2 separate regions of the Homo sapiens genome follow, and region 1 is linked to region 2. A link is a contact called in ENCODE Hi-C or POLR2A ChIA-PET data. All regions are on one chromosome and are shown on one strand. Each heading gives the region's core, a stretch centred on a gene start or an enhancer-like site at or near the end of the contact. The rest is flanking DNA. Distances are from core to core; before and after follow the strand shown.

Region 1 (6,411 bases), core at 1,807-4,306, 74 kb before region 2:
ACTCTGCCTCCCAAGTCCCTGAAGCAACTTAGCCCCATTCACCCCACCACCAAAAATGTGAGGAAAAAAAGATGTGGCCAGGTGCGGGCTCACGCCTATAATCCCAGCACTTTGGGATGCCAAGGTGGCCGGATCACAAGGTCAGGGGTTTGAGACCAGCCTGGCCAACATGGTGAAACCCTGTCTCTACTGAAAATACAAAAATTAGCAGGTATGGTGGCACATGCCTGTAGTCTCAGCTACTCGGGAGGCTGAGGCAGGAGAATCGCTTGAACCTGGGAGGCGGAGGTTGCAGTGAGCCTAGACTGCGCCATTGCACTCCAGCCTAGGCAACAGAGCGAGACTCCATCCCCCCAAAAAAAAGAAGAAAAGATGTATCCTGGTCTTCTGCATAATGTGCACTGTCCATCTGTTGGACATGGACTGATCACGGTCATGTTCCTGCTGGTGAGGAGGTGCCAGAAGGACATGTGTAGGAGAGACAGTGAGCGTGTGCTACTCGGAGCTTAGGAAGGGCTGTTCGTTGAATTGAAATCTGAACATGTTGATCTCATTCTTACGTTTGTAGGGGGAATCCCAAATTGTCAGCAACCCATCACTCCCAGGCAAAATCCAAACTGCTGGGCTGTCCCCTTGGACTGATTTGTGTGCTGGCTTTTGGGGACAGCTATCCTCTGCACAGTGGACACCAGGCTCTGTTAAGCTGACCTCTAATGTGCCTTGAGGTTGGTTACCTTGGTGAGTTCACTGTCCTCCCAGAGTTGGAGAAACCCTCCAAGGCGAGTTAAACTGGGTGGGTGATTGGCCCCAAACCGGAGGGTTAAATAACAGAAGTTATGCTGGAGTCAGGCTTGGAGGATTTGGCTTCATGATGTGCAGATTTTTTTTTTTTTTTTGAGGCGGAGTCTCACTCTTGTCGCCCAGGCTGGAGTTTAGTGGTGCAATTTTGGCTGACTGCAACCTCCACTTCCCGGATTCAAGAAATTCCTGTCTCAGCCTCCCAGGTAGCTGGGATTACAGGCACCTGCCTCAGCACCTGGCTAAATTTTGTATTTTTAGTGGAGACAGGGTTTCACCATGTTGGCCAGGCTGGTCTCGAACTCCTGACTTCAGGTGATCCACCCTCCTGGGCCTCCCAAAGTGCTGGGATTATAGGCGTGAGTCACCGTGCCTGGCCTCCGTGCAGAATTTCAGGTGGCGTCAGGGCTGTGGTCATGACAGAGACACATAGAAGTGGAAAATCAGTCCCTTCGTTACCTGCTACCTCCTCAAGGCACCCACGGCTCTCTTTATGTGTTAGAGCATTTGGCCTATGTTTTGAGTATATAGCTCTGTTTCATTTCTTTGGCTGGGAGCCTCCTTTGGGCAGGCAGAGTGTATTTTTTTCTCTTTGGGTCCCCTGTTCCTATTACATAGGAGACATTCATTGAAACTGTGGAATGAGTGAATGGATGAATGAATGTGTATGTGCTCCGACTAGGACTTTGTTTGATGAATAGGCAGGGTGGACTTATGTAATATGATTTGAGTGGCATCATCTGCCACCAATTTGTGGAATGACGTTATTAATCATTCATCTGGTTGGATGAAAGGCTTCTTCCTGGCTGGCATGGCTTTTGAAATGTAGCACCCTGCAGGGGTAGAGTAGGGCAAACCTCTGAAGTCATTACCACCCATTAGCAGCTGAGTGTGAATTGGTTAATCAGCTCACTTCCCTCCTGGGGGCTCCCTGAGAGCAGGCCTGGAGGGCCCTGTGGGTCTGGGCTGGTGCAGAAGAGGCAGGGGGGTTTCAGGGCTGGGTGGGCTAAGTGTCAGGAAAAGACCTTCGGAGAGAAGAAGCAAGGAACTTAGAGGGGAAGGGGGCTCCAACAAACTCCTCCCAGCTTTTCCAGGAAGGCTGCCCCGGGGCCTCTAATAGGTGAGCTGGGACCTAAGACGCCCACCACCCCCAAGGTCAGGGGGATTCCTTTGTGTGTGTGCATTTGCCTTTCTACTTATTCTTCTTAAAGAAATTACCCATAAGCTGCCTAACAGTGCCTGATCTACAGAACACTCAATAAATGTTGAAAAACAGCAAAATGTGGAAAGCATGGTTTTGCAAACCAACCCTGACTCTCTCAAGAGTCAATAGGATGACGCTGGGCCAGTAGCTTCCTCTCTTGGGTTCTTTCTTCAGCATCAATTGCTGATCAGACCATGGCTCTGATGGGGGCTCGTGTGCGCGCATGCATGTGCATGCAGGAAAGTGTGTGTGTGGGGGGGGGGAGTGCATGTGGTGCGTGGTGGGGGTGTGCATGCATGTGTATCTGTGTGTGTGCACACGGGTGCAAGTGTGTGTAGGGGGAGTCTCTGTGAGTTGGGCTATTTAAATGTTTAAGGAAATGATCAGTATCAGGGCAATGTTTTTGAATAGTTAAATGTGATTCAAGAAAACTGTTTTAAGAAAGAAATAAACGGTGCTATGACAACCCACAAGTTAAAAAGAGACCCGTATCTGGAAACAAGGGATAATGTGCCATGTTTTCCTGCAGGGCAAGCTGTGTCCCAGCCCCTGTGTTGGAAGACCTGAGCCACTGCAAACTGCTTTGGGGGCAGCTCAACCAAGGCACATCCACAGCGCAACATGCCCCACACAAGTCCAACAGCCCAACACTCCTTTCCAACGCATAGGCCTGTTTTCCGCAGAAGGCACACAACTCACACATGCTCCGTTTCCATTTTGCAACCTCACATCCGTAGGTTTTTCTAACATTGTTATTTCCCACAAATTGCATCTTTTGCGGCACATGATAAAACGAACTAGGTTAAGCTGAAATCGTGTAGCCACTTCCCATGGCCTGGTGAGGAAATCAGAGTGTGTTTTGCTTTGTATTCTATTCCCACCTCAAAGGCAGGATTAAAGTAGCACTGCTTGTCACGTCTCATTATGGAAATCGGTGTGGCCCTCACAGGGGCGCAGTCAGTTCGGGACTAGGAGCTGCTCTGAAGGTGTGACCTGCCTGCAGTCCAAGACCACAACCTGTCATTTCAGAGCAGGGAAGACCAGCCAAATCTCCCAGCAGTCTTAATCGTATTCACAAAAAAAAAAAAAAAAAAAAAAGGAGGCAGAGGGTCATGGGTTTCCCCATTCCGTAAACTGCTTGCGAAAATAGAATGGATTTCTCGCTTTGTTTGCTTTCTATTATCACATTGCATGGGCAGAAAGAGGCATGTTTTCTTCTGTTTTAAAATGTGCAAGAACCAGGGACACAGATCCCTGTTTCAAGAACATCTTCCAGATGGAAACGATTAGAATGCCCCCTCCTTACTTTCTTCATGCTCATCTCTTCTAATACGTTGGCTTTTCCTTGCCGGAAGTCAAGGAGCAAGCAGTAAGGAAGTGTATGCCTCTGCATTTGTTCTCTTAATTGTCACAAATAATTGGATTTTGGGAGAGAGACAGGAAGGGTCGAGGTGGGGCTACCTTATGTGAGGAGGCAGGAAGAGTTGTCCCAGGATGTTGCATTGCTCTGTTTTGTTTGTTTCTTTCTTTCTTTTAGAGCTCTGAGGGTGAATTTGATTCTTCTGTATTTTTTTTCCTTTTTTGGTGAGCTTCGTTTGGGGTTTTCCACGCTATCATTATTACGAACAATGAACCAGGGGAAGAAGGGTAGGGAGGAAAAGGTTTACTGGAAATAATTACGAGGCTGCTGCACAAATCAGGAGACAGGATGGTATAGAATTTTATTTCATTCTGTCTCCCTGCACTTGAGTCTCAAGTATGCTTCCCATAACGATGCAATTAATCTTGACATATAAAGACTGACCAGAATTCTAAACCTTAGGAAAACACACCTCAGCAAAATTCTACATGATGTTAACATAAAAAGCATGAGACAAGAAGGGAATTTAAATGATTAAAAATAATTGTAATGTAATTTCACTGCGTTCATCCATACCATTGCATTTCTTGAGCCGTTTTTACCTAATGCTGCTCCGAGAGAGAAGAGCATCTGAAAGCGGAGTCTGCATCGGGGTTGTCTCTCTGTTTATTTCTTCCACTCCCCTGTCTTCAAGGCTCTTCCAAGAATGGACCTCACAGTCTCCTTCAGTCATTCACTCAAAGACGTAACCATCCTCTGGGCTAGGAAATGCATCCTTGCAGCTCTCTCAAGCTGTTTACTCTCCACTCTTCCGACCTCTCTTCAGAATGACATTTCTCAGAGAGCAAAGTCCCTCTCATTTGCCTGGGAAATCTGCGATGCATTATCTAATACAGCTCATCCTCTAATAGATACTGATAGAAATCGATTTAAACCTTTACAACTCCTATTAATTATACACTTGAGATTTCAATAGCTGGTGAACGAAAACTTCACTAATATCCCGTAATCAGGCAGAGCGAGACAGCGTGGTAGAAATTGTAAATGTATATCAAGCCAGTATACGGAAGAAATGATCCAACATGTGTGTACAAAGGGTAAAACCGTGAGTGTGTGTGTGAGCGAGGCCAGCTGTGAAGCTCTGGCCTGCCTCCGTACCACTCCAGCTGCAGCTTAATGTGGTAACTAAGAGAGCAAAGCCCGCGAGGTTTCTCAAAAGACAGGTAGAACCCCAGACTGGGAGTTTCTTAGACATGAAAGGGCATCTTTTATTTTCTTCTTCTTCTTTTTTTGTTTTTTTTGAGATGGAATTTCTCTCTTGTTGCCCAGGCTGGAGTGCAATGGTGCAATCTCGGCTCACCGCAATCTCCGCCTTCCGGATTCAAGCAATTCTCCTGCCTCGGCCTGCCGAGTAGCTGGGATTACAGGGATGCACCACCAAGCCTGGCTAATTTTTTTTTTTTATAGTAGAGACGGGGTTTCTCCATGTTGATCAGGCTGGTCTTGAACTCCCGACCTCAGGTGATCCACCTGCCTCGGCCTCCCAAAGTGCTGAGATTGCACGCGTGAGCCAACGCGCCTGGCCAAGGGCACCTTTACTTAAAGTTTTACTGGAATGCAGTTCATCCTTAGATTTGAGAGAATCCTGTGTGCGCATGTGCTGAGGCTTCCCAGAAAGATGCAAGGTCTGAAGTCACAAAACCTGTACTATCAGTGGTATGGCCGGACGGTTTGTGTCTCTCCACTCTCCCTGAACAGAGGGTCACGTTAGCGGGTCTTTGTCCTCAGGCAGGGGTCGGGTCGGAATGATGTCATCGGTGGGCTGTGCAGGGTCTCCTCCCAGATGAACACATTTCCTGGTTTCCCTTTACCGCCATCCCCTTCTGACACCGGCAGCCGTGCTCCTGAGTGCCTTTTTGTTCCTGTGTTTTCTGGAAAAGTGTATGGTTTTGTGTTGGAGTGTTTTTTATCAGTGTAAATGGTATTGTGTTGCACATTTTATTTTGCTTCCTGTTCATTCACTCCGGATTGTGCCCTTGGGGTCCACCCCTTCTGAACGTGTACACATATGACTTGTCGCTTGCTAGGAGTGCCCCGGTACTGATCCTTTCCAAAATGACCGCTCTGTCCTTCCAGAGTGGACACGCAGGGTGCTTCTAACTCCCTACTACCAAAGGCACTCGGGTAAATACCCTCGCTCCATGAACAGCCTTGTGGAGGCCTCTGTGGAAATGCGTGCTCTGAAATGCACTGCTCTGAAACACGCCTTTGGTCATGGGGTGAGTGTGTGCTTCACATACCTCGGATGGCTGGTGGTGCGTCAGGGTGGAGCCACCAACTGCCCACTCAGAAACAGACCCGGGCCGGTCCAGGATCACGTATCCTACATAAAGGAGGCTTCCTCGGGCAGTGGGAAAACCTCAAGCCATCCCTGAGCCTTCTGTCCTATCCCATTTGACCTTTGGTTCTTGTAGCAATCACAATCACAATCCAAGACTGATTTGGGATTTGATTTGGGATTTTACGTAATATTTGGCAGAGAAAACCCCCTCATGACGTTTCTTTAGGGTTGACTTACTGTTTCATGAACATTGATTTTTTTCATAAGTTCCTTAAGTGAATCCGACTTGAAGGTTGATTGATATTGCACTGAATTTGTAGACTAATTTGAGGACAATTGAAGCCATTGAGAAAACTAAGTTGTCCCATGCAAGATGGGATTTGTTCGGATCATTTACCTCTTTAGTCTTTTTTTACTTTTTAACTTTGCATTTTGAAATAACTTCCAACCTTACTAAAAAGTTGCAAAAGGCTGGGCGCAGTGGCTCAGGCCTGTAATCTCAGCACTTTGGGAAGCCGAGGCGGGTGGATCACAAGGTCAGGAGATCGAGACCATCCTGGCTAACACGGTGAAACCCCGTCTCTACTAAAAATACAAAAAATTAGCCGGGCGCGGTGGCGGGCGCCTGTAGTCCCAGATACTTGGGAGGCTGAGGCAGGAGAATGGCGTGAACCCGGGAGGCGGAGCTTGCAGCGAGCCGAGATCGCG
Region 2 (6,724 bases), core at 1,175-3,674:
CACACCTGTGTAGCCCCATTTCACACCTAACAGAGAGGACCTGTGTTACCACAGGTAATGCAGAATGATGGTATTAAGGACATTGCAGCTTCCGCCTTGTGTGGTCTGATCTCCCATTCTGGAGTAAGATAGCACTGTGTCCTGAGGGCAGAGGGGCAGCCCTTTGAGACCCCAGGTGAGGCAGAGCCGGCCTGGAAGTCACCCTTAGGCCCTCAGCCTGACCCACACCATGCCTGCGGTCTCGTGGGAGACCTTGAGCCAGCACCACCCCGCTGAAGTGCTCCTGAATCTCAGCCTGCAGAAACTGTGTGAGATAACCTGTGTTGATTGTTGTCTAAGCCTCTAAAGGCCGGATGAGTGTTAGGCAACAATGGATAACTAGTAGACCTGGACTTGTGTGGTTCGGGGTCCTAGATGCTAAAAATCTGGTTTTATGCTTGGATTTAAACCTACCTCTGCCTCTGCCCCGTCGGAGGTCCTTGGCATTTCCTCCCGGGTTAGGACACCTAGCCCCAGGCATCTCCTCTCATGACCTTTACCAATGTGGTGACAGTTCAGATGAAGGTCCTTGGCATGAACAGGAGTTGTAAGGATGGATATAGTGACTCGGTGATTGAATACTAAACCCAAATTTAAAATAAACGTGGGTCATTTGGTCCTATAATCTTTGAAAAAGCAATTATGTATAACGGCAGAAGGTTTCAGCTGGATGTCAGATTATACGGATCTAAGAGTCAGTAGGAGGCCAGAAGAGTGGGAACTATTCTTTTCAATGTGATGGTGGGAAGCGAAAACAGAGGGCTCTTTTTTTGTTTCTTGGTTGGTTTGTTTACTAAGGCATGGAGAGGTGAGCTTGTGTTGTGGGAATAAGAGAAGGGATTCGTGGGAGGAGATTGAAAATGCAATCTAGAGAGGGTCATGGGTGGAGAGGGGTGCAGAAAGATGGGGGTCAGCTTGACTCTTGTGGTTTCCCTGAACTCTGCCTCATTCTAGAGATAACTGGGGTGAACTGGTGTCTCAGTGGGACTGTGGAATCCACAGGTGCAGAATGAGGTGCTTGTCCAGCTGAGGTGGGTCTTCCTGGAGTTGGAAGCATGGATGTACAGGAAGCCCTGTCACCAAGGCTGGCAATTCCACCTGAGGATCAACTCGAGAAGTGGCCATCAGAAACCTGTGACGATGAACCCGTGGCTCTCCTTTTGCCTGCTGCACCCCAAGTGTGGGGACTGTACTTGGCACACAATAGGCATTTAATGCACATTGAATGGATGAAGTCTGAATGTGGTTGCTCAGAGTTGGTGATTACCGAAGTCAGAATGGAGGGAGGTCAAGGGGCTGTGTCTTGAGGGAAGAAGGAAGAACCTCGTGGCAATGGCTGAACTGGGAATCCAGAGGTAAACTGATCCAGCATGGGGGAGGGAGGCTTAGGGTCTGGAGATGATTTAATAAGAGTAGCAGGGCCCGAGAGGGAGGCAGCAGGAATGTGGCTGGAGGAGCCTCCAGGAGCCCTCTGCCAGGGTCGTGAGAACCCATGGGCTGGGGCCAGGGAGATGAGAGGTGGAGGCTGGGACCATGGTGTCCTCTTCTTAATCAAAAGCTGATGCATTTTGTTTCCTCTTGAAGGTCTCAGAGTCCCCACAAATCCCTGCCTTGTTCACAACAGTTGGGGCTTTGTGCTTCTCTCTGAAATAAAACTTTTATCTTAAAAAAAGAAAAGAGAATGTATCCAATATAGTATATCATAATCACAGTATTGGGAACTTTCCCAACCCTGGTGGGAAGGAGGAGGAAGTCGTGGGTTCACTGGGGCACAGGAAAAAAATGCCAGAGATGTCCACCCCTAATTTTTTTCCTCTCCTCTTCTGGGTTTCTGTTGTAATGGATTGAAAATACACAGGAGATGTAATGCAAAACTTGGCTTTGATTTTTTTTTCCCACCTAACTCTTTAAAGGTTTGGAAAGATTTGATTACATGGCAGGGAAAGTAAAAATGTGGATGAGATATCCTGACGCTCAGGCCACATGACCAGGTGATAAGGCGTTCAGAGACTGCCAGCGGCAGCTGCTGGCTCAGGTGCGGCCTGTGTGGGAGGACTCGTGTCTCGGTGGTTACAGAGAAGCTGGCTTCCACGGTGTGAACCCGACTGAATCACAGGCCGCTTTTTTGTTCTCCCTCGGCCTTGGAGGGCCTGGGACGTTCCTGTTGCCCAACATCCTGGTGAGCTGAGAACATTCTGTAGATTAATTAGGTTCTCTCCTCTGGCTCAGCAGGTCTGTTCTAGCCATTTGACCAAAGGCTCTCTGATATTTTCTACCAGCCTTAGAACGACAGTCTGCAGATGTGTGCACATAAATGTCTGGGAGGAGCACACAGATACTGTGGGAGGAGTGGGTCCGGCGTAGCTATTGGGAGATCTCGCTCGTACACATGGCGCTACATAGAAAGAATGCCCTGAGGTGAAGGTGACAGCTCGGCAGTTTCTTAATACCCTGAACTTGAGCGTGGCCTGCGCTAGAGAAAATACACGGTGCTTCTTAAAAACAAAAGCCAGCAGCCTGCAAGAGGGCTGTGCCTGCGAGTTCCTGGGAGCAGGAGGGGGCTGTTCCTCCGCCCCTGGCTCCAGTTTCACCCAAGTCACTTCACAGCAGTTGGAAGGAGGTCACCAATTGTTGAGTGTAGGCGGGGGGCGGGGAGGGAGAGGAAGAGGGATGAAAAGGGAAGGCCCGGGTCAGCTGGGAGAGGAGCTCGCGGGCTTTCCGGCGGGCTGGCCTGAAGTGGAAGGGCCCAGGGCTGCCTGCCACCCTCAGATGCCACGCAGGTGTTGGGAGGGCACCCGTCTGTGGGCTCAGGGACGTGTTCCCACCGACAGGCACAGAACGGAAAGCACCTTGGGGGAGACGCCCTTCTCCCCATCTCAGGAGGGAGGCCGGGCCTGCAGACCTCCAGCCCTTCCCCAGCGCTCGCTGTGAGCTCCCCCCCCCCACCCGCCCCCCACGTGCTGGGGAGCAGGTCCGTTTCCCCACCAGTTTGCCTCTGGTCTTTGTGTTTGCTCTGAGGCCAGGCGCGCCCCCTGCTGCAGGCCTGGGCTCCTGTGTGGAGTTCTCCTTTCAGATGTTGCTAAAATGTCTTGAAAGGCTGCGGCCACACCAACAGACGTCGTCCGGCCTTCTTCACACGCAACGAAGCGCCCAGGTGGAAATGCATGTACCCGCGGCAGCTTCTCGGCAGCGGGCTTCCTGGGACGGAAGACACAGGCTCGCCCGAGGGAGACGGAAGCAGGGGATCTGCTAGAACTCAGCTCGCCTCCTCCTTTCTCAGCAGGGCAGAGAATCATGGGCTTGTGCTGACGAAAGCTCCAGAAAATGGACTCATTTAACCTTTCCAAAGATATTATCCAAGCTGCAAAATCTTGGCAATCTGAAGACCTTTTAAGTCGATATACCAAAGAGCTTTAGTCAGGATTGAATGCAAAATGCCAAAATTTCACTTTTAAAATCATCGTAACATCTAAATACAACCTAAGCACACTTGTAAACTGATGCCGAACAGGCACTTGGAGAGCCCTCCCTGCACCCCTTCCTCGCCCCCTCCTTTGTGCAAATGCTGTTTGCCCAGAACTTCAGCCACTGAAAATCCTGGGAACTTTCTCTTCCTGGCTGCCAACCTAGCAGTTTGGACTCACAGACGAGATTTTTAAATCACTGAGGGATTTAAGCCTCTCTGTGTCACAGAAAAGCGAACACCCTCCCAGTTGAAGGTGGCCCCAAAGATGCGGGCCTGGGACCCAGGACTTCTGCAGGAGAGTGGACGCCTGGGTGCCCCCCGCCTTGCCCTGCACATGGTAGGTGCTCAATAATTACACAATAAATATTCACACAAAGCAGTGATTCTGCCGAAGAGATCCACTGCAATGCACCTGGCTTCCTAGAAGCAATAAATGAAAAGCTTTTCTATTTTTTTAAGAAAAGAAAAGATTAATGAAGCCCTGACGTAGAGGCAGAGAGCTCAACAGAATCCAGTGACTCAAGGCGTGCGCAGAAGCAATTTGCTTCTGAAACTCTAAACACCGTTCTTTAGTACTTCCTGACACTCCTCAGCAGCAAGCAAATAAATATTTACATGTGGAAGGAGACTGTCCTTTGAAATGTAGGTTGTTCCATTCAGAAGAGAAATACGGCAAGGTGCCACTACTTTAGTGGCAACACGCGTTATTATTTATGTTTTCCAGTTTGAAAATCGTGCACTTTCTATCAGGACCCTTAAATGGTAAACACTGATTCCCACGTGAAGCGAATTAGTCCAGCAGCCACCCCCCCCTTGGTGGTTCAGGGACAACAGCATAAGCTTTGACAAATCACCCTTTGTTTTATGCTTTGATTACCTGGTGAGCTAAAAACAATGATAGTAAAAGCCTGGACCTGCCATGTATTCAGTCTGCATTTGTTACTCTCCCCTTTCTTCCATTTATGAGTTTGTTCCCAAAAGATTTTTTTAAAAAAATTCTGACTTGAGTAACTTTTCCTCTGATCTGATCTGTTGTCAAATTAGTGGGTGGCAGGAGAAAGCCAGTCACATGATATCATCGTTTCCTATTCAAACAGACGGCTTTTTTTTTTTCAGTAAAAATACTCGACTGCAAGACTATGAGTGTGCAGATAATTCTGCTGCTTACTCCGATTGGAGGTGTCTCCAGGGAGTTTCCAAGCACAGGAAGCATTCCTGCTCTGAGGTTTCGGAAGAACACTTTCAGCAGGATTTTGGGTCACTGAAATGAAAGTGAACTATGCTCTGTACAAATGTATCATGTTTAATTCAGGAGAAATTCATGCATTTCTTTGTTCTATAAATATTTACTGGCAGCTCGTTTTGTATAGGAGGCTGCCACCTCCCAAAAGCCCCCTGCTCCTCGAGTGGGTTGAGCCTGAAACCCCACATCCACAGACGTGCCCAGCGGCCTTGGGTGCTCAACACAGGCTCGTTCAGGTACGACCAGATAACGGGGCATACCTGGTCCCAGAGTTCAAGGGCTTGTCTTATTTTATTTTAAACATCAGACTCTAACTGCTTGTTTAATCTAAATGTTAGCAATCAACCTACAGCCACCTGAAATATGTGAGTGGTGTTTAACAGATGATAAAGATCATATATTACTTGCATGGAAAGAATGTAGAAATATAGGTGTCCCTTTTAGTCTTTAGTGTGTCCCCATAATCAATGTCCCCAGCTCATTAATGAAAAGGTCCCCTCCTCCTCCCCCATCGCTGCCCTCATTCCTATAATGTAAACAGCCACCAATGGCTCCTATTTCTTTGTTCAAACAAACAATAGCCTTATAACGAAGAAGAAAATTAGTATCAGGTGAAAGCCTCACTTCAGGGTGCTTATGGCTTTTTCTTTTTTCAGAATAACAGAGTACACCAGTCATCATAAGAAGAAAAATTCACATTTAAAGTTTGGAAAGCAACAGGACAAAGGTCTGTCTTCAGTGGTGCGTAGACATGCTCGTGATTGAATTGGAAATAGTTCTCTTTCCTTCTCTCTGACTTCCTAACTGAAAAGCTGCAGCGTGGGGAGAAAGGCTGCTCAGAAGCCTGGAGCCAGAACACGCACCCCGGCTTTTGCAGGGCCGGCTCACTTGGTTAGAATCAAAGGAAAAGCCTTGTTATTTGGGAAGCTGGGCGTCCTCACCAAATTAGGGGATTTAATTTGCAGATATCTAAGGAGTGCTTTGAAATGAAAGATGAACTAAAATCTGCTCTGAGGCCCGTGATTTTTCACCAGTGAAGGACTCTCTTGCTGCTGGACATACATGAAAAGCATCATCTGATCTGAAACGCAAGTCCCTGCAAGACAGAGGAGAGACTTTATAAACATTTTATACCATTCTATGAAATCAATTCGATTCAGGGCTAGAATTCAAGAAGTAATCCATGGGCAAGTATATCTGATGGTAAACCCAAACGATTATATTGTTAACCTCTTGTACTTTTTTTAATTTTTTATTATTTGATATTATTATCACAAAAGTCGCTGGAACAGGATCCATGAGCTGCTTCTTCACTGCTTAGTGTTTTCAGAAGCTGATGGATTATTAAGCTCCAATTGAATACTTGATTTCCAATGATTCCATTAATTTTTCTGGTTTGTGGTAGGATTTGATTTACTTATTTTGTACTTTAACACACCAATAAAAAATAGATACTAAGAAATAGTGAAATTTGTTGCTTCAAAATAACCCTTAAAATTTAGAGTTTAGTGAAATTAAGCAATTCAAATAGAGAAACGATTATCCTTCATTTCCTTAAGGCACAGAAATTGAGACTAGGTTCAAGAACCTTCATATTTTAAAAACTGGAAAATACTGGCTAAGTGAGGACTGGGCGGTCATCCTCCACACATGCTCTGTGTGCTTGGAGCGAAGAGGGGAACGCACTGAATGAGATGAACTGGAAGGAGGTGCAGCAGCGAAGGAAATCCTTCTGTTGGGAGAGTTCACGTGTTTAGGATAATCCTTCGAATAGGACGCAACAGTGATGTGAGGAGAAGCTTTGGAGCTGATTTAGATTGAGACAGTCTATCACAGGCTGTTTGGTTGCATCCCTTTGGGGCCAGTCTCATTTTAGGTCTAAATATGCAGGAATGGGGCTCTGGCTTCCAGAAGTTTCAGGCTGCAAAAGGCTGGGGCCACCATCTTTACAGATAATCCATTAGTTTGATTCTCTT

What was found. Hi-C counts contacts between places; a loop is a spot of excess contacts on that map. ChIA-PET counts read pairs that join two places held with the same protein, here RNA polymerase II (POLR2A). Pooled maps may share reads with other maps.
Region 1: a loop to region 2 is called in a pooled map, with 2.0 times the contacts of the local background. The contact joins the enhancer-like site here to the promoter of LINC00683 in region 2. A Hi-C loop is called at or near these places in 1 of 50 pooled maps. POLR2A ChIA-PET finds 5 or more read pairs at or near these places in 2 of 52 experiments (MCF 10A and activated T-cell).

What each region holds. Positions count from the first base shown.
Region 1 is chr18:76,543,020-76,549,430 of GRCh38, forward strand. All of the region lies in intron 2 of LINC00908 (long intergenic non-protein coding RNA 908), which reads left to right. Among named protein-coding and RNA genes, the nearest start is that of LINC00908, 18 kb to the left of the region's middle. Within about 2 kb of position 3,057, at least 2 of the 41 ENCODE cell types and tissues checked have a DNase peak (open chromatin) inside an H3K27ac peak, as active enhancers do.
Region 2 is chr18:76,617,353-76,624,076 of GRCh38, forward strand. It overlaps LINC00683 (long intergenic non-protein coding RNA 683), which reads left to right and starts at 2,425. Exons shown (of 2, transcript NR_120419.1): 1 at 2,425-3,842; 2 at 5,405-6,207. LINC01927 (long intergenic non-protein coding RNA 1927) reads right to left here. Exons shown (of 5, transcript NR_110784.1): 5 at 5,429-5,844.